Linked DNA regions of Mus musculus: regions 1, 2, 3, 4, 6 and 7 are each linked to region 5. A link is a loop called in an ENCODE intact Hi-C map of the cell type or tissue named here. Cell type or tissue: gastrocnemius. All regions are shown on one strand.

Evidence for each region. A loop is a pair of places that touch in the nucleus more often than their neighbours do. Peaks named below come from ENCODE experiments on the same cell type or tissue, not always from the same donor. Only the 100,000 strongest peaks of a DNase experiment are listed, where the experiment ranks them.
Region 1: a loop joins it to region 5, with 2.7 times the contacts of the local background. A loop is called at or near these places in 11 of 42 quality-filtered maps.
Region 2: it touches region 5 in a loop (2.4-fold over the local background); 11 of 42 quality-filtered maps call a loop at or near these places.
Region 3: it touches region 5 in a loop (6-fold over the local background); 4 of 42 quality-filtered maps call a loop at or near these places.
Region 4: it touches region 5 in a loop (7-fold over the local background); 21 of 42 quality-filtered maps call a loop at or near these places.
Region 6: it touches region 5 in a loop (6-fold over the local background); 21 of 42 quality-filtered maps call a loop at or near these places.
Region 7: a loop joins it to region 5, with 6 times the contacts of the local background. A loop is called at or near these places in 27 of 42 quality-filtered maps.

The regions. Positions count from the first base shown.
Region 1 is chr3:65,450,746-65,454,745 of GRCm38, reverse strand. All of the region lies in intron 1 of Gm34576 (a long non-coding RNA gene), which reads right to left. Among named protein-coding and RNA genes, the nearest start is that of Gm34576, 3.3 kb to the right of the region's middle. In gastrocnemius, no CTCF peak of the experiment used is centred here; no DNase peak of the experiment used is centred here.
Region 2 is chr3:65,439,966-65,443,965 of GRCm38, reverse strand. No RefSeq gene overlaps it. Among named protein-coding and RNA genes, the nearest start is that of Gm34576, 7.5 kb to the left of the region's middle. In gastrocnemius, no CTCF peak of the experiment used is centred here; a DNase peak (open chromatin) is centred at 2,121; H3K4me3 peaks cover 1,698 bases; H3K27ac peaks cover 3,532 bases.
Region 3 is chr3:65,469,634-65,473,633 of GRCm38, reverse strand. The region is part of intron 2 of Gm34576 (a long non-coding RNA gene); the gene reads right to left. Among named protein-coding and RNA genes, the nearest start is that of Gm34576, 22 kb to the right of the region's middle. In gastrocnemius, no CTCF peak of the experiment used is centred here; a DNase peak (open chromatin) is centred at 1,653; H3K27ac peaks cover 602 bases.
Region 4 is chr3:65,390,184-65,394,183 of GRCm38, reverse strand. Ssr3 (signal sequence receptor, gamma) reads left to right here and starts at 1,631. Exons shown (of 5, transcript NM_026155.3): 1 at 1,631-1,779; 2 at 2,733-2,859. The coding sequence starts at 1,647. It also overlaps the pseudogene Gm5540. In gastrocnemius, no CTCF peak of the experiment used is centred here; DNase peaks (open chromatin) are centred at 1,541 and 2,248; H3K4me3 peaks cover 2,495 bases; H3K27ac peaks cover 2,270 bases.
Region 5 is chr3:65,525,510-65,529,509 of GRCm38, reverse strand. Tiparp (TCDD-inducible poly(ADP-ribose) polymerase) reads right to left here and starts at 1,063. Exons shown (of 6, transcript NM_178892.5): 1 at 878-1,063. It overlaps 4931440P22Rik (RIKEN cDNA 4931440P22 gene), which reads left to right and starts at 96. Exons shown (of 2, transcript NR_027955.1): 1 at 96-273; 2 at 345-2,027. It also overlaps the pseudogene Gm22279. In gastrocnemius, CTCF peaks have their summits at 218 (motif pointing left), 1,462 and 1,663; DNase peaks (open chromatin) are centred at 471, 731, 1,189, 1,565 and 1 more place; H3K4me3 peaks cover 2,113 bases; H3K27ac peaks cover 2,115 bases.
Region 6 is chr3:65,382,836-65,386,835 of GRCm38, reverse strand. It overlaps Ssr3 (signal sequence receptor, gamma), which reads left to right. Exons shown (of 5, transcript NM_026155.3): 4 at 3,713-3,844. Among named protein-coding and RNA genes, the nearest start is that of Ssr3, 7.7 kb to the left of the region's middle. In gastrocnemius, no CTCF peak of the experiment used is centred here; no DNase peak of the experiment used is centred here; H3K27ac peaks cover 4,000 bases.
Region 7 is chr3:65,656,948-65,660,947 of GRCm38, reverse strand. Mir8120 (microRNA 8120) reads right to left here and starts at 1,660; the gene lies at 1,522-1,660. It also overlaps a transcript of Lekr1 not described here. In gastrocnemius, a CTCF peak has its summit at 1,546; DNase peaks (open chromatin) are centred at 1,713 and 1,917; H3K4me3 peaks cover 1,809 bases; H3K27ac peaks cover 1,421 bases.

The sequences.
Region 1 (4,000 bases), 75 kb after region 5:
TGTGCCATGTGATGGTTTTTCTGGAAGCTGTTGTGTGAGAGGATGTTTGGCTGAAGCAGACGCTTTAGAGGTCGCTTGATGTTTGGGAAGAGTGTGAGTAGAACCCCACAGACAGCGAAAGGATGCTCTTGCATGGTGATGCCATGCGAAGCTTCTCTGGTCTTCACTTTGTAGAGAGAAATGTGCTAAAGAACTTCTCGTGGTATTCCAGCTGATTCTTGCCACTCCCAATGACTCATGCAGATTTGGCTGAGCCTTGTGGTTTCTGCTGGATCCGGCTGCTGCTACAGTTTGGTGTTTGCTATTGGACTGGACTTCTGATATCCTGACAATGAAGATTAGAATTGCCCCAAAGAACTACTTCTAAACAGGTCCATAACCTCACTGTCGTATTAACCATCTTTCTACCCTAACCTCTGGTTGGTAGGCTAGAAAAGAAGTTAATGTGTCCAAGAACCCTAAATAAAGTATGTTTAGAAAAATCTAATCCCACATATTTGGTTTAAAGTCATTTTGTTTGCTTTTATTGCTGTGTAGTATGGTGATCAGAAGGAAATATTGCTCGAAAGAATTAGAACAATAGGGGATGGGAAAATAGCTCAGTCAGTAATATTTGTTACACAAGCATGTGGACCTGAGTTCAAATTCTAAGAACCCAAAGCAAATGGTGGTGTTGGCATGGAATTGTAGTGCAGGGGAAATGGAGATAGCTTGAACCCTAGAGCTTGCTGGCCAGACAGGCTACCTTAATTGGTTTTAGGTTCTAGAAAGACACTCTGCCTTAAAAATATGGTGGACAGGGCAACTACTGAAGAGTAACACCTGAGACTGACCTCTGGCTCCACACATGCATGAACGAACACACACACACACACACACACACACACACACACATTGAGGGGAGAGCAAGTAGAAACTGTTGATATGGTTGATTCTGAAGGATTATTTGTAAGGAAAACAGATCTATAATCATGTGCAGAAGAGATTTGGTCATTTCCACTTTTCTACCTCATTAGAAATTTCATAGGATGAAGTGAGATAATGAAGGCAGTTTGAGTGTCAGCTGTGTGTAGGATGCCGTTCTGGTTGCCTACTGCACAAACTTTTGTTGAAAGAGGCACCTGCCTGCTTTACACAGTGTGAGGTGGCTGAACATAGGACTGGACAGTTGAGGTTGACGGTGGTTTATTGGTTGTATATATAGTTTTGGGAGGGGTACTTCCCCCCTACCCCACTCACATTGGATCACAGGGAAGCTGCACTCCAGAATAGAGCAAGCCAGCATGTGCTATGAGAAGCAAGATTTTCTTGAGGGAAATATTAAAAAGAATGGCATATTCCCGTACTACACCCTGCTATTCTCCGTCCCGGCAGTCTCACCAGCCAGTTCTTATCTCATGGAGACTTTCTGACTCAGAGCTCCAAAATCTCTCCACCCAGCTCGCTAAGTTCCCATTGGCAGGTCTCTACCATGCCAGCCCCATGCTACAAAACCTCCATGGCCTTTGTGGTGCACATTAGGCAAACCCGCTTTGCCGCTGTACCTTTGTCTCTTGAACCCAGTCAAACCGCCTTGTGAAGGGAAATGCCACACAGACTTAGTTCAGAAACAATGGTAACTCAATGTAAGCCCTATAAAATCTAAATCCTGGCGCATCCACCATTGAAACCAGGAGACATTAGCAGCTACATCTTGTCCTTACACTATCCCTGTCCAAAAAGTCCCTAATTCTCTCCTGCTTCCTCTCTTGTCCAACCTGGAAGTCCTGCCTACTCACCCAGTGATTGATTATCATTAGGGGATGGTTCACCAGGAGTCACCTGAGTATATGACTCATTCATTCCTTGTTCCAAACAGGCCCTCTGGGCAAGCAGAATTAACATCAAAATACAGGCAGCACCAGGGCCATGCACAAAACTTCCCCCTTTCTGTTCACTTAAAAGACTCTTTTACCTCAGATATAAATCGAGCACAACTATTACCATTTTGTAATTTATAAAGTACAAGATAGACCTAACACTCAGTCCAACATTTTTTGTTGATAAAATAGAATACTGTCATCTGCCCTAAATTAAAAGACTAATAATTCTACACCTTACTTATGTCCTGGCTTTAGATTGTAAGCCATCTGAAAACCATCCTCTCAAATCTGTTCTCTCGATGTAAATAGCTTGGGTTGGCTATGAGACTATAAGTAGTCTTCCAACCCCATCAGAAATCTGAGAATGACCAACATTATCTGAAGATATAGGAAGCCTAACACAGCTTCCAGAACTGAGACAAATTGTAGAGACAGCTGCCTACTTATACAGCCCCAAGTGAGACAGGAAATTGGAGCATCAGTCGTCAGCCTTCTGGCCCAGGATCATCTGATAGGCCTTTGAAAAACAGAAATTATGAAGGACTAACCTATTCTGACTCATCAGCACTAAGCTGTCCTAACCTTTATCTTGTGTCCACTCAAGGAAGGTACAGGTCTGCAGGAGAGATAGGCAATTTCTGCTCAGTGACCACCTAGCCACAATGTACCACCTCCAGCTTTCCCAGTAACTAAGGGCTGGGTGACCCTGGCTCCTGATGTAACTGGCTTGTTTAAATAATTTTATGGGTTTGTAGGGATATAAAATCCTGTTAGGCTGAGGATCATGTAACATGTAGCAGATTCAGTGGATAAGGGATCAAGGCAGATAGGAGTCTTTGTCCAGATGACAGTTCCATCTCTGGTAAGGGCACAGAATCTCCAGTGAGGCTTTTGGAGTCTCTGTGGTGCGTCCAGCTAACAGAGGATATTTTAGACTTTTACACTATCAATATTAAAGAACAGGGAGCCGCGGGTTATAGTCTAGACAGAGCCAAGTCCAAGAGTCACACCATATACACTATTCATTAAAACGGCACAGAAATTACATCAAGAAAGTCTAATCTCAAAGATCAGAGTTCTCTTGGGATGAATGCCAAGTTTCTAAGGAACCCGATCTTTGTTGAGAAGTTCATAAAAGGGCCTAGGGAGATGGCACTATTAGTGAAAGTTTTAGCATGCAAGCATGATGAAGAGAGTTTGGATCCCTAGGACCTACATAATAGCCAGTTGGCCTGTCTGTAATGCCAATGCAAGGGAGGTAGAGACAAGGAATCCCCAGAGACAGCTGCTTATCCAGACTAGCCAAGATAGTGATCCCTGGCTACAGGGGAGAGACCCTGCCTCAATATGTAAGGTCGGCAGCTGTAGAGGAGACAGCTGTCATCAACTTTTTTGCATGTTTATGAACATATATGTGTACCCACACACATTTGAACATACATGTCTAAACAAGTTGTTTTTTTTTTTTTAAGGGGCACATAAAGGCCTGGAGGAGAAACAAGTCAACAACTCCAAGACCAAAAGCCCCCTGAGGCCTAAAGACAGTAAGTCCGGAATCCCAAAGGCTGTTAGCCATTAGCTTAATATCGTCTGATCCCAAGCCCAGGAAGCATGCTCCAGCCAGCAGCACTAGGCACTCAGATTTGTCCAGCAAAGGGTGAGAGCAAGGCCCTATCCAACACCCAAGTTGGGGTGGGTTTTTTAACAGAAAATTATTTAAGAGAAAGTATATTTAAGAGAAAATATTTGGGCTCAGGGTTTCAGAAGTTTCAGTTCAGGATCACTACTTGACTCTGTTGAGGCAGCATATTTTGGTGGAAATGTATGGCTGAACAATACTGCTTGCCCCTTTCACAGTGGGAGAGTGTCCTGGGGTGGGGACTAAAGGGTCCCACTGAACCTTTGAATAAAGGTTTCTGATTGACTGAAGACATATGATTAGAACCTACCTCTTAAAGTTTCTATCACCTCCCCATGATGTCAAGCTGGGACCAAGTCTTTAACACATGGACCTTGGGGAAATATTCTAGCTCCAAATGGAAGCAGCTACATGGCAGAGACTCCTGTCTGGCAATGTGAAAACAGAAGGACTGGCATGATCACCTGTGCCGGTGGGTGCCAGTGGGGTTCTCAGAGCA
Region 2 (4,000 bases), 86 kb after region 5:
TAGTTAAATTAGCTGGAAGATGCAGAGTGACCTGAGCAACACTGTCATATAACAAGCAATTAAGAAATGCCAGCTGCTAGCATTGTCTTGGGCACTATAAATGATCACTTTCCTCATGCTCATAAAATTAGATCACGTTTAGGCATTACTAATTATTAAGGCTTCAGCTTAAAACTCCAGCATGAAACATTCCTTATGTTCCTGAGGGACAATGCATTTCCAGAGGAGAGTCAGAGTTGGTGATGCCACTTTTTTTTTTTTAATGGTTACAAGGAAGAGACTAGAGAAACGAAAGTAAGTTTTACCTAAAGCATTTCAACATATTAGAACACTTAAAATATGGATATTGTGTTAGAGGCACCAGTTTGCATCCTTGGCTTTGTAGCGTATACCATTTAGAAGCAGAGGATAGAAGACATTACAGAAGAAGCTGAAGTCCCTTCTGCAATGTTGCTAAGGGAAGTTAAGAGTCCATGGCTGGTAATTAAAATTAATTCGACGTATTGTGCATAAATTGGATCCTAATGAGAGGAGCAGTTGCAGTAAAATAATTAAAGAATGAAAATATTTTCTCAGAACAACAACAACAAACTAAAAAAAAAAAAAAAAGAAAGAAAGAAAGAAAGAAACCCCTCAAAGCCAAAGCCAGGGAGGCTGTCCATTCTCGGCTCATGTGTTTCTCTTCAGCTGCAGCTGGATAAAAAGGAAGCAGTGTGGAGGGCAGAGAGATGGAAAATCAAAACAAAACCTTTCATGTGGTTGGCTCAATCTGGGCAGGGCAAACAGGACACCTGTGAGTAACAGAGAAGGAAATCTTTGCAGACAGTGAAAGATAAGTCACCCGGCCGGGCACGGCAGCAAAACCAGCCTGGAAGTAAATGACAAGTGCCAGGGACCGGTGGCGACTTAAAGTCAGAGTACCTGCGGTGAATCAGAATCATAAGAATTAGATTCGGGAGAGACAAACTGTTTCTCAGTCACTTATGTCTTTAAGAGGATTCTTTTTTAAGAATGTGTTCAAGTTTACAATGTATTCAATTTCCCAAAGCGTAGGAGGTTTAGGGAGACTTCTGGTGAAGTTCAAAGACTAAGGAACTTAACTTCCCAGTGAGAGTTTATTTTAAATGTATCCATATTGGGTTTTTAAACTGTTTTTGAATTCTAACTTTAAAAATGAATGTTTAAAACAATTCTAGTTTCTAGCTGAGTAGCAGTGGCCCCTTTGCATCCAACAGAGCCCAGGATGGGTGTGCCCACCCAACCCTGATATCACAAGCTCTGGGGATTCCCTGTGGGCTCCCACTCGCCTTGGTACCTCTTCTTGGTGTGGGTAGTTTGGGGGGTGGGGTGGGTGATAGAACATTTTTTTAAAAATCTGTTTTTGTAAGTTTCAAGACAGAGAATGGAATCAGGTGGGAATATTGTAGAGTCTTCTAGCCAGTTCTGAAGCACTGATCTCTAACTCCGCCCACCGCTAAGCTGGTGCCAGTCACTTCCCACATTGCTGTGGAATTATAAGTATGCAGATTAATTCCCTCCCCTATGAACTTCTCCAGGGCAGGGGCCAAGCCTAGTCATTACTGCGTTTCCAGTTCATCACAATGAGTAACACAAAGTTGGTGTCTAATAAATATTTATTGCATAAATAAAAGCTCAGAGGGCTGGGCTGTTCCTCACCTCTAAAATGAGAAATACTCTGTTATTTTATAAGACATAACTTGATTCTCCAGATAACATCTCTCTTTGCCATGTGCCTTATTCATTCTTTCGACCCTTTGGCTCAGGGGATCTTCGGCTCTAACCACTAGCAACCTGGACAGAAGACTGGCCTAGCAAACTGGACCACCACGGGTGCCTCTCTAAGCACTTGAAATGAGTCTCCCAGGGACTGAGCCAAGAGTCTACCAACTAAAGACCAGCTGCAGAGTTTGGGAAGTGGAGTGGACACAGCGGATTTGTCGCTTGCACATCTGAGGCATGTGAAGTCTTTAAATGAGGGTACACCCAGCTCCCACAAACCCAACGAGCCAAGCTGGGTGAGCCAGCTGCTTTCACTTTGCTGAGAGGAAACTGCTTCTCAGTGTTCCAGTGTAGTTACTTGGCCAGATTTTCCCCGGGATGGTAATGAGGACAGTGAATGTTGGCTGTTCACAAACCCTACTTATAAATGAGCGATTCTAAACTCTAGCCCCCAGGGCCAGACAGGCTGAGTGAAGCCTGCTGGGGAAGTCGGCAGGGATGGCTGTCCTCAGGGGCTAGAAACTGCAGCTCAAGCAGGAATCTGTGCCCAGTGTTGCCAGGCCTGATTTTTCAAGGGATGCCAGATACGCAGATTATATGGGCATTTCCCCGATTAAGCAAAACAAAACAGATCCAACTGAGCAGGCAGATGGAACCCTAAACTGCTAGGTATTTTTGAAATCTGCAGTTCAACCAGGTGAAGGAGCCTGTTACCCTGTGACTGGCAACAGAAGATTCCTAATCTTCTTTATTTATTTTGTTGGTTTTGTTTTTTGTTTGTTTGTTTTGGCTTTATGATTAACTAGAAACTTTGAAATTTTTACAAAAACAAGGACCATATAAAGGTGAAGTAGTTAGCGCACATGTGGAAGTGAACTAGTAGTATTTGCATTTTAATTGCATTTTAATTCCCTTATAGGCAGCTTGAATCTGTTATAAATGCTAACATCTGTATACATATGACTATGAGTTTATGTACAGAAACACGCATGAATGTTTATTTTTAAGTCACTGATCATTGGTATCTACTTTAAGAATATATTGTTGTGCCAGATTGGGTTTGAGTTTTGTATTTTTTTTTATTCATCAGAACCATGGGATAGAAATTCATCCTTTGCCCGGAGTTGCTTTGTTTTGAATGTGGGGAAATGAGAATACATTTCAGGCTTTGATCCCTGGACCAGATTATTTTCTGTCTCACAATGAGGTCACAGACAGGACATGGGAACAGAGCACATGCTGAGAACCTGCACTGGCCCACGCAAAGGCCATCTTTCAGGGCCTCTGGCGTGACTGCTTTGCTTTTATTAAAAAAAATAATAATAAAGTAATAATGGGAATGAAAGGCCAGATCATCCCACTTCGGCTCTGTCTTAGTGTATGGAGAGGCTGGAGGATTGTGATGAAAAGCCGAACTATTAGTCATTTTGATTTTATTAAAATGGAATTCTTTTTCTCAAAATTTCTGTGACTAGCAATAAATTTAATGTCTACCTGGAAGAGGGACTGGAAAATGGCTCAGTGGGCTCTGAGCACTTGCTACCCTTGGAGAGGACCAAGAGTTTGATTCCCAGCATCCAAGTTGGTGGCTTACAACTGCCTGTAACTCCAGCTCGAAGGGATCTGACACCCTCTTGTAGCCTCCAGGGACATAGACAGACAGACATGCAGACACACAGACATACATACAGAAAGAGAGAGAGAGAGAGAGAGAGAGAGACAGTCAGAAAGACAGAGATAATAAATAACCACTGGAAAAGTACCCTTCTAGAACTCAGAAGAGAACTCAAAAGCTAGTATCTAGTATTACTATCACCTTATACTACTAAGTTAATAGTATACTATTACTTTAAACTACATTTATGATTTAAACGCTGATACTACAACTGTGGCTTGGGCTCAGCAGTGTCAGCATTCCATACATGCTTCTTTGAAATACAGGGTCTCAAAGCCGCCCTAGATGTGCTGCATACTGAATTACAGTATCCCTGGTTCTTCACCCCACCTTGTCACTGTGGAGACAACACTGCTTTATAAGTCTATAACATATACTTTCTGCTTACTGCTTTTTATATTTTACAACATCTTTAAATAGTAAGACAAAACTTGAATGATTTTGTACTATGAATATAATATTTCCCCATATCTATGTTCCATCTGCATCCTTATTTACTTGATACATATTTTGAATCATCATTTTTTTTGTTGTTTTTTTGTTTGTTTGGTTGGTTGGTTGGTTTTTTTGGTTTTTTTGAGACAG
Region 3 (4,000 bases), 56 kb after region 5:
GAGAGACAGAAAGGTTATAGATCTGGATGAGAGGGAATGCAGAGAGCTGAAACTAATCAAAATATAATATGTGAGAAGAAAAACTATTTTCAATAAAGTTGCTAGGTCTGGTTACTAAAGTACTAAAGCAAGACCTGAGATCTCTGCCTCTCTAGGCTCAGAGCTCCTGTGTCACTGAGGGTGGACTTTGGGGTTTCAAAAGACTTGTACCCTTTTGAGTTCTCTATCTCCTGTCTGAGGTTGAAGATGTGATATTTTGGCTGTTCCTGCCGCCATGTTTGTTGCTTCCCTGTCATGATAATGATAGATCTTATCCCCCTGGAACCGGGTAAACCCTTTTTTCTGTAAGTTTTACCTTAGCAACAGAACAGTAACTAAGAGAGTAGGCTGACTGTAATAATAAATAAGGATAATAACAGATGTTGAAAAGTGATAGAAAACCTGGAACCTGCACACATCCCTGTTAGAGATATATTATGATGTGACCATTGGAAAACTTGTTTGGCTGTTCCTCAAAAAGGTGGAGTGATTTCAAGACCCAGCAGGTCTCCTAATGTATACATACCAAGAGAAACAAGAACACACAAATGTTCACACAGAAATTTGTACAATCATTCGTAAAGCAGAATTACTCACAGTAGCCCAAAAGTAAGACTGTATATCAAATGATGAATAAAACACTCAGTACCATGAAATGGCATGCATATTCATGCCACAATATGAGGAAACCTTGAACACATTATGCTAAGTTGAAAAAGCTCAGTCACAAACAATGGAATGATATATGATTCAATTTATATTAACTGCCCAAAATATAAAAATCCATTGAGACAGAAAGTAGAATTGAAGTAAGGGTAAGAGAAAGTGAAATGACTGTAGTAAGTACACGGTCTTATCAAAGTGCAAAGAAGAAAAAAGTTCTGGAATTAATGATCGAGACACCACTCTGAATACTTAAAAAACACGGGATTGTGTGTTTTAAATGGTTGAATTTTACAGCATATGAATTATGACGCACAATACGGTTAAGAACAAAACAGAGCCTCCCTAACTCTAGAAAACAAGAAACAAGAAAGGAAAAATGAACCAAAGCAACATGTGTAATGAAGAACATTGAGCATAAAGACATGGGGCACAGGCTTCCATCCCTTTTCATTAACAGCAAAACCTAAAGGGTGAGGGCTCCTTTTCTCATTTGGCAGCCATGACTCTTTCCTTTTGACCCCATGGAGCAGATTGTACATCAGTTTCTCAGCAGGGTCCATGACCCCACACAGGTGAAAGCTGCCTCTTTCTGGACTTCTTTGCTGATTAAAAAAAAAATAAAAGCCAGGCGTGGTGGCTCACACCTTTAATCCCAGCACTCAGGAGGCAGAGGCAGGCGGATTTCTGAGTTCAAGGCCAGCCTGGTCTACAGAGTGAGTTCCAGGACAGCCAGGACTGCACAGAGAAACCCTGTCTCGAAAAACCAAAAATAAATAAATAAATAAATAAATAAATAAATAAATAAATAAATAAGTCAGATGAAATGCCTGCAGGAGATCCCCAGTCACAGGTCTGTGAAGCACCTCTCAGTGAACTTTAGGAAGTGCACTGGATAATCTCCAGAGGAAGCCTGTAACGGATGACGACGACGGGGCATCATGTTCCGATTTCTTGCCAGCTGGAGCCTCGGGTTGGCACTGTGTCCTTCCCTTACAGATTGAGATGTGTATGAGGGAGAAGAATAAAAAATATTTTTCAAGTTATTTCTGCTTGAAATTATCTTAATACCATGACAAACAAAACTAGTGCCAATTACAGACTCAATTGAAAACAATATATATGCAGAAAGAAAAGAGGCATTTGTTCTAACTTATCGGTGAAAAAGTTAAGGGTAACAGGCTTAAATGAGTTGTTCACACTCCTGTCACCAGAATAACTCTAGTACTAGACCGTAAATCTTTAACCTAATGAAATGTATCTTTTTTTTTTTCTAAAGTTTTAAACTGTGCACGGTGGTACACGCCTTTAGTCCCAGCACTTGGAAGGCCGAGACAGGCAGATCTTCTGAGAATGAGACCAGCCTGGTCTACAAAGTGAGTTCCAGGACAGCCAGAGAAACACTATCTTAAAAGACAGAAAATAAAATAAAGATTTATTTTATCATGTATATGAGTGTATGCATAGGATATGTATATGTATAGGTATGTATAGGGGGCAGGGTATGTGCATTCAATGCTGCTGTCCCAGAAGGAAGAGATAGCAGATGCCCTTTGGAATAGATATACACTATTGTGAACTTCCTGACATAGGTGCTGGGAATGGAGCTCAGGTCCTATGGAAGAGTAGTCTGGGCCTTTAAACACTCAAATATCACTCCAGTCCCCTAATGTAGTGTATCTTTTCCATAAACATTGCAAAGAGTAGATTAATCTTATACACACATTAGTTTCACTCACCTTAATTAACTGTTCATACAATCACATCATAACTAAATTTTGAATGAATTAGATCCCAACACAACTTTACTTGTATTCAGTCTAAAACCAGGGTTTCAAAGCTCACTTTGAAGAATTGGTATGCTGTAAGGACCTGGGCTTCTCCTTTTCTTGGCTCACTTTGTAGTTGCTCTTATACTGACTGTCCATTTAAATGCTCCTCATGTCTCCACAACCCAAAATTTAATCCACTGACTTGACCTTCAAGACATGCAGGAGCCAGCCACTTCATATCACTATCATTGGTATTGATAAGGTTACATTAAAGGCCCATTAAGGAAAAATTTCTGTTGTTATAGAGAATAGAATCTCTCTGACCTGGGTGGAAACCTAGCACTCCAGTTGGGACAGGTAAATTAACAGGCCAAGGGGCCACCCCTAGGGAGGGAGGCTCACCTTAAGTCATGCAAAAGAAATTAATTATAATTAATCTTCTGATGAAATACTAAGAGACAGGCAGATTTCTGTGTTCGAGGCCAGTCTGGTCTACAGAGTGAGTTCCAGGACAGCCAGGGCTATACAGAGAAATCCTGTCTCGAAAAACCAACGGGGGGGGGGGGGGGGGGGGGGAAAAAGAAAAGAAAAAAGAGATATTATACCTTTTCTTCCCTTAATGAATTCCTGCCCTCACATAGATCCTATCGACCACCATGACTTGCTGTGAGCTTTGGTGGGTCTGTCCACCTTTTTGAGTGCAACTTTCCTGTTTCTTGATTGTTGTTGTTGTTGTTTGAATGTTGGTCAAAACCCAAGTACTTTTCTTGACACTTTAGGCTTCCTTCCTGTTTTTCTAAAGTCCCCGTCTCCACCATATGGCTGCCTGTTGCCAGGAGACAAGCTTCCATGTTGGTAACTCCGGTAGCATAGCTTCCCCCCTTCTCTTTTCCATTCTTTCTCCTTTTCCCTTCTGTTCTCCACTCTCTTCCTCTTAAGGAGTTTACAAGGTTTACAGCTTGCCTCCCTTGGGAGTTTTTCTTTTAGTACTAATAAAATTGACCTTGGGCGTCTGCTTGAGTTCATTCTTACATTCTTTTATCAATGAGATTAAGAAGCCTAAGAGGGGGAACCCCAGTTTTCCTGGTATCATTTGGACATCTAGTCATGGAAGAACTCCAAGATCTGTAACATAATCTCACTGTCTTAGTGGAGCCTGCCACGGGCGTTTTCTATAAGACCAAAACTTGTTCTTCCTTCTGTTCTCTCCAGGCACTGACCTTCTAACATGTTGTATAATTAAACTGTCTTCCCCCCCCTCCCCCAACCCCTCCCCCAACCCCTCCCCATTGTCACTGTTAGCTGCTAAGTAGATGCTTTCAAAAGCCACCTTTGCTCACAGGGACAGACTGCCTTATGGTTTGTTTTTAAAGGGCCTTTCTGTTGCTGTGATAAAAACATCACAACCAAAAGCAACTTGGGGAGGGAATAGTTTATTTTAGCTTACAGTTTATAATTCATCACTGAGGAAAGTCAGATTAGGAACCCAAGGCAGGAGCCTGGAGGCAGAAGCTGTAGCAGAGGAC
Region 4 (4,000 bases), 140 kb after region 5:
TGTTTACGATGTTGTGGTGGGAAAGAGTGGCCCCCTTGGGGTTTCCAGTTGTCCCCGAGGTGAACTGGATGTTGATGGGGTCGTAGCAGGACAAGAACCGCTGGTTGTACCGCAGCTGGGCTAGGTTCTGTTCCTTGCCACCGGCTGCCACGATGTTATCCAGGAGCAGGGTCCCCGGCAGAGGGGCATCCACGGAGATGACTGTAGTCAGGTCTGGGAGTCTCTCACTCTTCAAGGCCCCTGGCTGAGCCTTTTCCAGCTCAGGACAGACCTGCTTCAGGATGTCGTAGTACTGCTGGGTCTTGAATTGTTTGGGAAACACAATACCTTTGCAGCCTACCTTTCTGAGGACATATTCCAGTTCTGAGGACTGGTAGGCTGGGTTCACAGACACCAGGATGATGCCTGCCTGGGCAGTAGCCAGCTGAATAAGTACCCAGGCATAGGAGTTGGGTCCCTGCATGCCCAGCCGGTCACCCTTGCGGAGGCCAATGCTCAGAAGACCAGAAGCAGCTTTGTCCACCTCCTCCTTGAGCTGCGCAAAGTTCAGCCTGATGTTTTCATGGAGGATAACCAAAGCCTCTCTGTCGGGGAACCTCTGCGCTGTGGCGTCAAGGCACTCGCCCACAGTTGTGTTCACAAGATGGGAGTCGGTGTGGCCCTGAATGTAGCTGAGGCCTCCAATGGGCAAGGGGTTGGTGCAGTTCACCATTCCAGAACTGAGAGCGCGGACACTCTGCAACTTCGAGTTCGGCCGAGGGCGAGTGAGCAGCGTCCGGGGGCCCCGCGCCCCCAGGCTCGCGATACACAGCCTCCCGAAGCGCAGCATCCCGTGATAGACAGCCATGGCTCGCTTCCGCCGCGGGTCTGGGCCAGGAGTAAAACTCCACAAGAGTTTTTTTATTTTCCAATTCTAAAGACTGTAATGAGAGAGTCTTTTAGAGGCTAAGAGGCTTTGTTGATTAAAATGATGTAATAGTAATAATAATAATAATAATAATAATAATAATAATAATAATAAATTAAACCATGCAGATGGCTCAGAGGGTAAAGACACAAACGTGACAATTTGGTTCAATCTCTGGGACCCAGAAAGTAAAAGTAGACAACTAACTTCCTCAAGTTGTGTTCTGACAACGTTGTGGCACGGCCCTCCAACCAATCAATCAATCAACTAATCATCAATCAACCAATGAGCCAATTGTTCAATCAATGTAATAAATTTAAAAAGAAATATAAAGTGCACATGTGGAATGAAATACCAATAACGTTAGTTAGTTCGTTAGCTAGCTGGTTAGTTAGTTAAAACAGTACTGCTTGTATGGTTGCTCATTTCGATTATCCAAGCCTGTCTCTGGAGACTGAGGCAGGCGAGTTAGAGAGCAGCTCTAAACTACACACTAAACTACAAATCCCTTCATTCTTTGTGGCATTGAGGCGCCACGTACCCTGAAGGATGCGGAAGTCTTGTTCGCATGCCCAATCGTACCTCGACGCTTGTGAAACGACGGCAAGATGGCCAATCCCGAAGCAGCGTACCCTGCGGAGTCCCGCCTCCGCGTTGCGCTGACGGGTCGCGGGCGGATACGCGGCCTTCTGAACCTTCCCTGCCTCCCTGCTCCCGGCCTCCAGTCTTCAGCTCGGCCATGGCTCCCAAAGGCGGCTCCAAGCAGCAGTCCGAGGAGGACCTGCTCCTTCAGGATTTCAGCCGCAACCTGTCGGCCAAATCGTCGGCGCTGTTCTTCGGGAACGCGTTCATCGTGTCTGCCATCCCCATCTGTGAGCTTCGGGCGGGCGGCGGTGGCGGCGGGGACGTGGCGGGCGCGGCGGGGAGGCCTAGTGTCCGGAGCAGCGTCCTCGGGAAGTCACTCGCGGCGTGCTTCTGAGCCGGGCGCGGGTTCTGGCCCGGAATCTCTTTTTGGTACACTGCCCTTCTCCTCACCACTGTTGGACACTAGGATGTCTTTAATGAACCGGGCGGGGGAGCCACTGATAAACCTTCACTGAATTAGCAGCGTGACCCGTGGCAAACCTCCCCTTACTCCCGAGCATCCTTTGGACGTGCAGAATGCCAAGTTAGGCCTTGCCCGAGGTCCGCGATCAGCCTTGTTTAGGATTTCAATAACTCCTAGAGAGCAGCTCGAGCCTTCTCGATTGAATGAGAAACTGCCCACTTGAAGGCCAAAACTGTCTCCAAGTCCAGGTTTTCCGAGTTTCCTGTCTCCTGACCCGCACTGCCGCAGTGCTGCAGGCCAATCATGTCCAAAAAAAGTTCTTTGTTATTTTGGCCTTGTAAAAAGCTCAGCTTGCAGTGAATGTGGTGTGGAGCCCCCTGGGTTCACTGGCCCGACAAAGCATTGTTTGGATTTCAGTGAGCAGCCACGTCAGCAAGTTAACCAAAGTTTTGGGACAGCGGTTGATTTAAAATGGCCCGTGTTTTAACTTCCTAGTATTCCATGAGTGAAATTGTTATTATTTGTAATCCCCACTCCCAGTTTGTTCTCAAGTTAGAAGATGAAATTTCTAGACTAGCAATATCCCCACAGCCTACCTTTCTGTACTGGGAAAGCCCTGAACTGGGACAAACCCAGTTTATTGTCTATCTCACCTCTAGTGAAGTTTTTCGGATACTGGGTGGGATTTACTGACTCTCATTTACCTGGCTTAGCTGTAGTCTGGCATGTGCAATGGGGCAGTGATGTTGTGTGTCCCTTGCTTTTGTCTTATCTCAGGGTTGTATTGGAGAATATGGCATATGGATCTCATCCAGTCTGCTGTGCTCTACAGTGTGATGACCTTAGTAAGCACTTACTTAGTAGCCTTCGCGTACAAGAATGTAAAATTTGTTCTGAAGCACAAGTAAGTACCCTAAACCCAACCCCAGTCTGCATATTTTATGTTAGGGGGTCTTAAACATGATTTATAAGCATTAGTTTGAAATGTGTATGTAGTTAATCGTGAACCATATGACACTTCTGTGGAAATAGGTTTTGAGGGTGGAGTTTGAATATTCATTCCCAGTCTTCAATTGATGGTTTGGTCAGAAAAACAAGTCTATTAAATCAATGAATGTTTCCGAAACTCAGTGGATTTCTTTCTAGAAATTATTTTAGGCTGCCCATTTACTAATTTTGGAAGCAAAAAATTAAAAATTCTCTGACATTTTCAATGCCAGTTACTTTTTTTTTTTTTTTTTTTAATCTTGTAAGTCTATTCACTGTAGAAGACAACCCTATTTCTTGAATTTCAAGATCACGTATAAGACGAATTATTTTACTAGCTTTAGGAGAAGAAAACCCAAGTTTTTTTTTTTTTTTACACAAAGTTCTTTCTTTTTAAAAAATTTTTATATGAGTATACTATAGCTGTTTTCAGACACACTAGAAGATAGCATTGGATCCCATTACATATATTCTATGAGCCACCATTTGGTGGCTGGGAATGGAACTCAGGACCTCTAGAAGAGCAGTTAGTGTTCTTTAACCACTAAGCCATATCTCCAGCCTGGAAAACCTAAGTTTTACCTCAGTAAATTTTTATGTTTTAAGCACTTGTGTACTCTGCTTTCCTAAAAATAAAACAGGAGGGTGTAGCAGGCTATTCCCTTATTTGTTCAATAGGGCCTTTTAGGTTTTTCTTTGAAGTATTATTATTTTTTTTAAAAATAATTAACTCTTTTACTTTTGAACTGCGCTTGTGTGTTTGTGTCTGTGGTTTGGTGTGTCTCTTGCCTGAGGGGCCAGAAGATAGTGATAGATTTCTGGAACTGGAATTGCACATAGTTCTGAGCCACCTGATAGAGGTGCTGGGAACTGAACTCAGCTCTTCTGCAAGAGCAATGTGTACTCTTAACTATTGAGCCTTCTCTTGAGCTTCTAAAGTAATTTTTTAAAGGCAGTAGGTATTCCGATCTTAAATTTGTCATCTATTTACTGTTTTAAAATTTCTCACAGTATCCACACTTGACTAGAAACTAGTTTTGTTTAGATTGATATAGCAG
Region 5 (4,000 bases):
TCAATTAGTTTGCATAACAGAAAAATAAAAAGATTGGAAGGTCGTTTCCTCCGGTCGCCCGCAGCGGGCAACCCAATCGCGCCACCCTTCACCTCGTGACGCCCCGGTCGTCTGGCACCACGAGCTGGTCACACCTTCCATGGAAACCGCCGGCTCCAAACAGCCAAGGAGTGAGACGCCCGGGTCCGAGCGACGCCTCCTGCCGGCCGCGCTCCGCGCAGCCACGACCTCCCGCCGCGCCCGTTCCACCGGGCTCCGCACTTCGCCGAGAGGGTGAGCATCCCCGCCCTCACCTTGTCCTCAGGGACCCGGGCGCCCCCTCACTCCCGGCCCACCTTCCTCAGGACCCGACCTCCCCGCCTCCCCGAAGCCACTCAAGGCGAGTCCACAATGAATTCCCCCCCACCCCGGCCCTGCCTCCTTCCCGAGGACCGGCTGGCGAGTCCCGGAGCTTGCAGGGCCGAGCCGCAGCGGACACTCCGGGTGGCGGGGAAAAGGAAGGGGAACCGGTGCGGCACTCAAAGTTAACTCGAACACAGCCTGCAAACTTCTGGGCTGCAGCCCGGAACGCGCGCCGGCCGGAACGCTCCCGCAGCGCCGAGCCCTCCCGCAGGGGCTGCCCCGGCTGCAACCCCCCGAGAGGAGTCGCGGGCGGCCCCGCAAGCCCTGCGGCGCCAGTCCATCTATCCACCTGCCCAGCTCCCGGCGCTGAACCCGATCCCACCCCGCCACCGACGGACGCGAGCGCATTCAGCTCTCCCGGGCAGTCTAGGGATCCGCCGCTGTCCCGACGGGGACTCGGGGCGGCGAGGCTGGCGCCCGCCATCCCGCTGGGGGTCCCTCCGCCGCTCGCTGCCCACCCCCCAGCCCCTTTTACCTCAGGCAAGCCGCCCTTCGAACGCAGCCCAGGCGCGGCGTGGAGGGCCGCCTCTGCGCCAGCGGTCCGAGCCGAGGACGAGGGCCGGTGTCTAGGGGTCGTGGGCGGCCGACGCGGCGAGCGGCGCGCGGGCCATTCCGCGGACCTGAGCGCTGAAAGCCGCAACTGCTCTCGAGGCTCCAGCTCGCTCGCCTGTCAGCTCCAGCTCTGCTTTAAGTGGCTTCCGGTCTCCTCCCCCGGGCCGGCTCGTCTTCGGGGAGGGAGGAGCTTCGGGGCCGAGAGGGGGTGGGGTGGGGTGAGGGGGCCGGGCGATCAGTGAGTGCCGGGAAGCTGGGGCCCCGCCTCCCGTGCGCGTGCTCCGGACGGAGGGGCGCGCGGCGGCTCGGCGCTCCGGGGAGGAGGAGGAGGAGGGAGGGGAGTGTCCGCTCGCGAGCGGCCGAGGGTCCCCGAGGCTCTGACGGTTCGCGAGGCCGGGGAGGCTACCTCCCACCCCCCGTGAGCCTGCGAGGAGAGGAGGCGCGCGCCGCGTGGGGCGGACTCCACCTGCCTGCGGACAGATGCAGGGTCACCGTGTTCCGCGGACACCCGGGCACGCGATGTGAGAGAGGCTGTGAGACGGAACGGCCGGTTTCGGTGCGGTTGCCTTTGTTTATCTGCCTCCTTTCAAGACGCCTCCAGATCCCGAGGGGGAAGCGAGTGGCCGCCTCCGCCGCTGCCTCCAGACGGGGTCGCCGGCCCCGCGCCGTACGGGCGGGAAGGCTGAGCCCGCCCCGCCGCCTGTTCCCGGACAGCCTCCGCTAGGGGAAGCCAATGTTAGGGTTTTGACAATAGAGATGCCTATGCGCGTGTTTTGCAGCCCACGGATCACGTAGTGACTAATTCATTTAACAAGTCAGAGCGCCTCTTCCGCGCCGAGCGTGTACTAGGTTTAGAACTACGACCTTCATCACCCAGACCCCACGCCCTGCACTCATAGAGACTTAGGGAACCGAGAGTTAACCTCAAAAATATACATGAAACTGGCATCTGGATTGTAACTTCATGTATTCAATAGCTTTTTGTTGTTGTTGTTTTTTTAGTTGGAAATAAACATTAAATTTGTATAATCCGAATTTAAGAAAAAAAATTAAAAGATCGTACTTATTCAAAAAAAAAAAAAAGGGGATCCTGGAAAAACAGGCTAAGCAGAGGCTGTGGTTCCCAAGTTTTATGGCACTGCTAACCCAGATTAATGATCACCCAGCAGTGTTGTTTCAAATTGCATCAAGTAAAGGCCCTCAGACTAAAGTGGAAAGGTTGGGACAGAATTCAAAGACTAGTATATAAGCAAAATTAAACTATTTTTAAAAAACTATAATAAGATTGCAGTATTTCCAACGTTTTAAAACTGTCCCAACTTTACCTACTAACTTAATGATTACCAAAAATATTTGCAAAAACAATGTTTTAAGTAAATTTATGGTTTTATGTTGGGTTGCATCCAAACTTAATCCTGGGACACACACATGCAGCCCTCATGTCTCCGGTTGAACATACTATATTTGGGGTTAAATCTATCATTTTACTACGTATTTTTTTCTCTCATCTATTTTGTTTGTTCAATTTGCTTTCGTGCTACTTTTAAAATTCCATTCTCTTCCAACAATTTTTTTATACATTCTTTATACTTTCAGTACTGTTTCAGTTACTGCTATGTACAAATCACCCCCAAATATAGCTATTTAAAACCATAACTGATTTGTTCATGATCCCGGGCTCTTTGCTCAGGAATTCCACCAGGACAGAGTGCCAGTAGCTCATCTGTACAGCTTGAAGGCTGGGCCTGCCTAGTCTAACTGAAATCTCTTAGGACACAAGGTCGAAGCTAGTGTCTCAGCACAAATGAGCTGACAATGATGTAGAAAATGCAAAGATGGAATCTAAGAATGCTGGAGAAGCCAGGTGGTGGTGGTGCACGCCTTTAATCCCAGCCCTTGGGAGGCAGAGGCAGGAGGATTTCTGAGTTCCAGGCCAGCCTGGTCTACAGAGTGAGTCCCAGGACAGCCAGGGCTACACAGAGAAACCCTGTCTTGGAAAAAAAAGAAGGCTTGTTGGTCTGTTTTCTTGTGTGTGGCTTCTCTACCTGGCTGATATGGGCTTCCTCATAAAATGATAATCTGGATTACAAAATGGGGGCATTCCAAAAAAACAAGGCTCAATAAGCAAGCAGTATAATTGATTACTAATATGTCACTGACCCAAGCAAGTCACATGACCAAGTTGAGCATCTAAGTGAGAAGGGTTTTTTGTTTTTTTTTTTTTTTTTTTTTTTTAGTTTTTCGAGACAGGGTTTCTCTTTATAGCCCTGGCTGTCCTGGAACTCACTCTGTAGACAAGGCTGGCCTCGAACTCAGAAATCCACCTGCCTCTGCCTCCCGAGTGCTGAGATTAAAGGCGTGTGCCACCACGCCCAGCTGGGGGAAGGTATTTTATATAAAAGGCTATAGATCACTTAAGGGTAACTTATCCTAATTCAATTAAGAGCTGATAATTAAATGTAATTCCAGAGCTAGTTTAAATATTGGTTTCTAGAACCCTGAAACTCATACTCTTAAAAAAAAAAAGTTGGAGGTGGGAGGGTTGGAGAGATGGCTCAGTCAGTACTTAAGAGCACTGGATGCTGTGTCCGAGAGGACCTATGTGCAGTTCTCAACAGCCACATGGCAGCTAACAACGATTTCCAGGGAATCTGATGCCCTCTTCTGACCTCCATGGGTATTAGGCACAAACATAAGTACCGACATGTAGGAAATACCATACATATAAAATTAAGGACTTTTAAATTTGGAATATGAAAGTTTAAAATTATAGAATGCTCTGTGAATTGTTATGTCATTCTTGCACAGGGTCCATGCTAATCTTTTCTTAGTATACATGCTGCTGATGTGAGCACAGACTCACACACTTGATCAGAAGGACCAGTAACATCATGAGGGCCCTTAGAGCCTGCAGGCTGAGCCCCTATCATAACTGACAGGCATTCTGGGCTATCCTAGAAAGGGTAAGATTGTATTCCTTGAATGAGAAGAAGGGTGAATTGGGCTGTAAAGTTCCTATTGTACTTTTCTCCTTTATTAGAAATAT
Region 6 (4,000 bases), 140 kb after region 5:
GGCTGTGAATTTGAAAGGGAGCCCAGGGGCATTCATGGGAGGGGGTGTAGAGAAAAAGGGAAGGGAGACAGATGATATAATTATAATCACAGGCACAAAGACTGAGAGAGTAGGTGCTGTTGTGATCTCCATTTTACACCCAAGGAAAACAGGCATTAGAAGGCTTGGTGACTTGTTTGTTGATACATAGATCCATGGTAATAGACTGTCCAAGTTGGAAGCTTATGCCAGTAACTGTTTTACTGGAATTTAGGAAGCAACAGAGCTTGTATGTTGTTTAACCCAAATCTGTAGGGTACAGGGTATTATGTTAACATTTTTAGTAGTTTTGATATTGAAATTCCCCAGGGGTATCCATGCATGTATGAATACTTGATACACTGTCTGGGGGAAAGAAAGAACTGGGATTGTCCTTTGTTGATTGAGGTTGTGGTGGTATGTTTGTTAACTCTCTTCTCCCTCCCACCCCCACCTCGACACCCCCCCCCCAAACAAAACAAAACAAAACAAAAAAACCCTACATAGTATGAACTGCCTGAGTCCCAAATTGATGAAATAAATTGGTGCGAGGCAAGCAAATCTGTGAGTTTGAGGCCACCCTGTGTACCAGGTGTTTAATAGCAGCATGGTGCATAGTTTACTTTCATGGATCTTAAGCTTTAGCACTGTGCTTTGTGGGACTTTCACTGCATTTCCTCCAGGAAGACTTTGTGTGAGCCTTATGAAGTAATAGAATTTTATAAGACCAAGCAGCATTTAAAAGCAAGGAAAGCTGTTTAAATGAGGACTGTGGAATTACCTCTAGTGTTTGAGCACTGTACTTACTTGTGAGTCAGAGTGCTCAGGAAGCATGTGAGGTCATGCTGGTTTTACTCTGATGGAAAGCAGCAAGCAAGCCCTGCAGAAAGGAAGGCTTCCTGGCACTGGCCCTTGGAAGGACTTTATCAAGTGGATCCTAATTTAAGGAACACCAAGTAACTTAATGAACAATGCTTCTACAGTGGTTTGGAAAGGAACTGAACATTAACAAACTGATTATCTTCTTTGAATACTTTATAAAAATAAGGACTCGATATTAAAATGGCAAAAAAGGCCTGTTGTAGGGAGCAGTAATGAGGGTTGGCTGCATAGCTGGTTTTGCATAATTTTGAGTAGGAATAAAAGTTGGAGAATCTAACCCTAAAAGTGCCTTTGTTGAATTGTGTAGGACAATATTAAATTGGAGTACATATTATTTTTACCTAAATTTCAGAGTACTTGACACATAAATTAAGATTTTGGAGATGGTCATATTGGAAATGGCAAATAGGTCTCAGACTACACCAGTCTGCTGTGTGTATTGTTTTTTCTTCCTGGGATATGTCTCAGGATTTTTTTCAGTGTGGTGTTCAGGTGGTCATCACAAGTGAGTCCAAGCACTGGGAGTCCCAGTCCAAGAACTGGGAGTGAGACCTCTCTGTCATTTGTTAACTTAGCTTTTTCAAAGTTGTCAGGTTGATGTATAAAGTGCATATTATAAAATTTCTCTTGCCAACAACAGAAATGAGTGCTATTAGTATTTTCTTCAAAGATAGTTTTACCCAGGTCTAGACTCATGATTAATCTGGATAACAGATCAGAGACTCATTAAGATTTGATAAGTTGTTTCCAGAGGCTATGTTGCTTCCAAGAGATTTGATGTAAGAAAAGATGCAACAGTTTGTCTTCAAGCTCCATTGATAACTGTTTTGGCATGTTTGTATTTTGCCACTCAGGGACGGAAATAAGCAATGGCGAGTTAGAGATTCAAGCTCCGAAGTGGGACTCTTCTTGGTTTCCTGAAACTCTTTTGACAGTATTATCTGCTTGTAACAATTTCTGTTTAGTCTACTCTTTTCTCCTGTCATAGTTGGCTGTCCCTGAAGAATGATTGCTTGGGAAATACTCTCCTAAGCTAAATTTTCTACTAGTGAAGCTTTTGTAGAGGCATTGGTAATGAATACATTTGGAGTTTTTTTTTTTAAATTATTTCACAATAACCAGTATGTGGTAGACTAGAAATGCTTCAAAGACATTTGGATGGTTCTGGCTTATGTAGCCTAATGTAACATGGGAGCTGGGGTATCATCATGGATTGGATCGTCAGACTTCCATCCCAGTTGTTTTGGAGGTGATTCTGTTTCAGGTCATGGCACGAAGAGAGTTAGGGAGACCTGCTCAGATGTCACTGGGATGATTTAATCAGCAGAATAAAAGCATACCATAGCTCACTGGGTCTTATGCCAGAGTTAAAAATAGCTGTGTTGATTCTGAGTATTTTTTAGCATTCAGGTGCAGCTTACTGTGCCTGATTTCCTTGGAGCAGCGTAAGAGTGTCTTTCCTACAGTTTAGATTCATTTAGTCTTTGAAATCAGAATGTTGTTGGCTATACTTTAATGTGGCATTCTTCCTGTTTCCCAAAGAAGAATAAATTCATTAAGTAGGTGCCATTTATAAGATCAAAGATATAGAGCGTATATATGAGACTACAGATTTTATAGTGAAGATTGGTGATGCTATCTTTATTTTAGCTCCTGTAGCCAAGCTTCTTGAATTTGGATTAAAGCATGTGCTAAGGTAGAAATGTCAATTACTTGTGGTAGTGGGTGGGAGGGCTCTGTATCATCTGACTTCAGAGTAGAATATCTTCCTGGAAGGACAAAGCATCTAGAGTTGGGACTTTTAATCTTTTTGACGATGACTCCACAGTGAAGCAGCCAAGTATAATAATTTGTACATATATACAAATGCTTCTGGAAACGTAGCTGCTGTAATCTGTGTGGTGGATTCTCAACATTTTTTTTTTGTTGTTGTTAAAGAAGAAAAGTCTTAACCCAGTCAGTTAACCCAGATCAGTTTATTTGACTTCATACCCTACCAGTGGGGTATAATTAGTCTTTAAAAAATGATTTTGTAAAGTTAATTAGCCAAGTGGAATAAAATCTGCTTTAATCACAAACATTCAGAATATTATCTTGGCCTCTTGGATAAAAAGCAGATACATATGGGAGCATTTAAAACAGATTTAAAAGTAAGAATTTTATGGAAGTTAAAAACATCTTCCTTAAGATTATATAGATTCCTTGTTCAAATTCAGTAAAGACAACTAAAGATAGATTTGGTGAGTTTGTGACTGTATTCTTGGCATTATCTCTTTAGGGTGTAAAACTAAGAGCTTAAGCTATGCCTCTAGAGAAGATAAAGTCAAAGAAGTCTATGTCATATCAACCATTGAGACCAAGTTTTAAGTGCAGCTCTAACTAAGGGCATCAACCTTTTGATGTGTACGTGATATGACATCATCCATAAATAGGCTACATCTGTAGCAGCCCTGGGACACATATAGCTGGTCCACAGGCCTCAGGTTGGATAGTCCCTTTTCTGGGACTCTTAAACAAAGATGCCTGTTTTAGGAGCTTACAAAATGATGTCAGTTGCAGTTAGTATCAGTCCCCTCTACTGAAGCCTTGGCTGTTTGGAGAAATGGTAACACACCCAGTAACTGTTAATTTAGCATCAATAAGAAAAACAGAATTCAGTAGAAAAAAGGAGATAATTTGCTCTAAATTTAATAAATGAAAATGCATTTTCACCCTTGAACACAAAGAAAGGTTTGTTTTTTAGTGAATGAGAACCATTTGGTATGTCAAGGTTTTGGTCATGTTTATAAACTTACTTGACTTGTATCTCTAGAATCCTGTGGAAGAAGAATGAAGTTGCTGATTATGAAGCTACAACATTCTCCATCTTCTATAACAACACTCTGTTCCTGGTTCTGGTTATTGTTGCTTCCTTCTTTATACTGAAGAACTTCAACCCCACAGTGTATCCTTTAGAAAGTTTTCCTATAAACAGTAGTTTGTTGTGTTTTTAAGCTATCTGGTATGCTTGTGGAAACAGAAACTTACCAGACTCAGTTAAATAACATTAACTATATGTAGGTGTCTGTGGACTTAGAGCTTAAGAGTTTCTGGCTTGACT
Region 7 (4,000 bases), 130 kb before region 5:
GCTGGAAATACTACCGTCTGGGCATGTAGCTAAGTTCCTGTCTGTCATTCAAAAGCCCTGGGATTGAGTGATCGTCAACAGCACATAAAGCTGGCATAGTATAACAAGTCTGTCATTTGAGTCATCCCTGTCCAGGCAGAAAGATCGGAAGTCCAAATCACAGCAAATTAGAAGCCAGCCTGGGCTACATGAGCCTCATTGAAACAGTAAGTACAAGAGAAAGGAAACTAGAAATACTAAAATGTGAAATAAACTTGTTCAAACCACAAGATTGTACAGCTGATAGAAGGGTTGTTGCAGGACAAGTAGGCTGAGTTGGGAGGATCACAAGTTCAAGGCCAACCTAGGTAACTTAGTAACTTTCCTTGACACACTTTGAGTCACATGCTGGCCTTTTAACCTCATCACTAAGGCAAGGAGTTGGGTGACACAACTGGTTCAACTTCAGCCAACTTGGTCAAACTCTTGACCAAGTGTTTGGGACCAGGAAAGGCAAGACCGGACACACGGACACTTCTAATTACATAGCTAGAGGAGAATCAGAATCCAGGGAAGGGGTCAGTTGTGCGCAGGAGAAGGCAAACATTAACTACGTTCACTTAATGCCAGCCCAGGAGAACCCTGCTTCCTTAGTAATGCGCGTGTGTGGAGGGGATGGGAGATGAGGGACTGGGCACCATAGGCCCCTAATGCTACCCTAGGGGAATAAAGGGACAAGTTCACCAAAGTCAAAGTTACAGAAAGGAGATTGGTGTGAGGTTTTCCACGTTTCCAGTTTAATGGAGTGGTTTTGTGTTAAACTGGGTGTCAATGTTTTCCTTCTGAAATCTTCAAATCTCCATAAATAGCTGCATGAAAAACACTTTTTGGTCACATAATTTTGCCTAAGAGTTTACTTAGATTCAGCACTCTTAAAACCTGTGTGTTCCCTTAATTTCCTTTGAGCTTTTGAGTCATCACAATGAAGAGTTCTCCAGTTATGGCAATGGGCGCACGGGGGGGGGGGGGGGGGGGAGTGCTTCTGGGAAGGATGAGACCAAAGGATCACGACTGTTTTCTGAAATGAAGTTTTGTTCCAATGAGCAACACTTGCATCCCAACGCCTCTGCCTTGTTCTGCTTCCTTTGTCAGCACATCTCGGGACTTGTGAACTGTGCCTCTGGGCCTAACCCATTCCTTAGAAAGTTTCTGCGGCTTATTGCTATTGACAGAGCAGCTCCGGCTCCCGACTGGATTAATGCATCTGTCTGAGCAGGTTTTACTGCCCAGGTTACCGGTGTTCCGATAACACCAAGACACGGTGAACTGGCTGCCCCACCCACAAACCTATCGTGACTGCGGTCCCCGGGTTGTAAAGTGGACGGCGGCTCCGCCCTGCAGCACCTGTGCCCCCAGCACGAAGTGCGTGCTGCTGGGAGCCGGCGGGTCACGCAAGCCCGGGCCTCCCGCCGCCGCTCGCGTGCGCTCCCGGGGCTTCCTGGCCGCCCAGGCTGGCCTTGCGTGCCGATGGCGCCGCGTAATCCGCGGAGGAATCCTATTCCGGACGCCTTCTCTAGCCGGAGGGGGTGCCCTGCTCCTTAGCCGGCCAGGAAGTTTCCGGCTCGGAAGTTGCAAGGCACACGCAAGTCGGCGACAAGGACAGAACAGGCAGGGAGGACGGATCCCGAAACCCGGAGGAGCTCCTGTAGACATGGGACAGGGTGGCAGCTGTGCGAGTGCAGGGGGCAGGGGGAGGGGCTGAGGATCTCTGAGCACCAGGATCGGGCGGGGAAGTTTCTGTCCTTGTGACCTTTGGGGCGGGATGGAGGTAACTTGAGGAATGACAAAGGGAATCGAGGGAGGTCGTGGCGACCTGGCCGGGTTTATCTGCAGCTCTGGCTCGCTGCTCTGAGACCCAGGGGCGTGCATCTGGTTACGCCGCGTGCAGGCGACGGGAAGCGCGTGTCGTGAGCAACAGCGATGAGATCAGTTTGCATAACCACAGCGTCGGGGTGGGGAGTGCAGCCAGTCACGCAGCCACCACCCGACCCGGCGCAGACTCTGCCCGGGTGGCCACGGCTGCCCCACGGGATTCGGGTGGCAGGAGCTGGGGTGGTCCTGCCCCTTCCAGGCTCCGGCCTTCTGAGGCGTCAGAACTATTCCAAGGGAGTGGTGAGGCAGTGGGGGGAAGAAAGCCACACAAAGCGCAACCTGCAGAGTTAGCAAGCGGGATTCTATTAGGCAGCTTTCTAGTCACACTGAAAAAACCACTGTGCCGAGTAGGTAACTTCAAAGACTACTATCATGGAAATCAAAGATCATTAAAGGGGGCCTTTAATTTGTTTATACTATTTCGCTAAGCAGTCCTTCGGATGTGTGCGTGAAATTTAATTTATGCACTCAAGTCTGGAGTCCTGGTTTAGCAAAGGAAATAATTATGAATTCAGCTAAGCGTATGGGTACAAACGGATTACTTAAAAGAACAATGAACTGGAAAAAAATTCCAGCTTCTAACTAACAAGGCCATTACATTCAGCTTTTCACGGTCTTGAACATCTTGAGCAGGCTCAACAATACGTGGCGGAAACTTCTAATTAAGCATTTTAAAACGCTAGCATTTACGCCAGGAAAACGTCAAGAATGCCTTATGTTATAGACATGTGACTACCATCTACACATAGACTAAGTAGTGTATCTGGCAGTTTTGTACTTCAGGCATCTTCTTAGTATACTAGCAGTTCACTGGTAGGTCAGTCAGTTATGAAGTAGGATTAAACACCATGAAAAATCGCAACCTGGAATTTCGAAAGACTCTTCTGCAGATGTGACGTTCACGTGATGCGAGTTCACGTGATGCGACTTCAGTAAAGACGAACCTAAGTGCCTAGCACACAGCATCAAAATAAAATCTTGGATGAATGAATGAATGAATGAATGTGTATGGGATACCCTCTGATGATTGCAGCTCTGCAGTAAGTGAATCATGCCTCTCTGGTAAAGTGTAAATTAGACTCCCAGCATTCCAGGGCGGCGGCAACTTTTACCTACCACAGGTGCTTTGAGATGTTTATAGAAAGAGGGCATATATTCAATTATTACAAACTGTTCAAAAAAACTAAAAAAGTATAATGTTTAAAACTGTGATGTCAATTTTATTTGATAGGGTTTATCAAGCACTGACTTATGGAATAAGAAGCTGAATATATCATTACATCAAATATTTGACTTACAGTCAAGTTTTTGATCAGTCTTTTGATTCATAGAATCTTAAAGGAAAGAGACCTTCCTGATATACTTTTCTGCTGCTTCATGCCCGGGTATCTAGGATTAGAAATGTATTAAATCCATTGAGACTGACTGTGTGAGGGATTGTTAAAGTTGGGCGTCTTGCAGACAAAACCGATTGCTCAATGTGTAAATGGTCTCTATTGAAATGCAAAGCACGGAAGGAATACTAATGCCTTGCACACATCTTTGTGTAAATGTAAAAATCTTGTCTCCTTTTGAAGCTCTCAGTAGAGGACCTTTGAGAAGAAAAGGACAGTCAACAGAGAGGAGCTTTCTGAAATGGAGCGGAAGCGTCAGACAATGCAGTTAGCCAATTTTGACTGGAATCAGAAAGCAGATACTGTAGCCAATCTCTTCCATTTAGAAAATTATAAAGCAGGGCAAGGATTTGACTCAGTAGTGGAACACTTGCACTGTGGGTGGGGAGCTTTGGGTTCAAAGTCAAATCTAAAATACAAAACAAAAAGCATATGATACTATCTGTCTTTCTTCTCTTCATAGCTACCCTAATTTTTCTTAATGTCCTCTGTCGTCACTTTAAGGCCAGGATCCTACACTGTTGTTCACATTACGGATTGCATGCTGACACCTGGAGAGGAGGCGAATAGGAACTGATCTCCAGTCTGACAGAGACGTGTGCTTTTGCATCCTCCCGACAAGGGAAGTCTCTCTTGATAATGTGAACAAAGGCACCTCGAGGCTTGCAGCAGAGTGATTTGTCCTCTGGAACAAA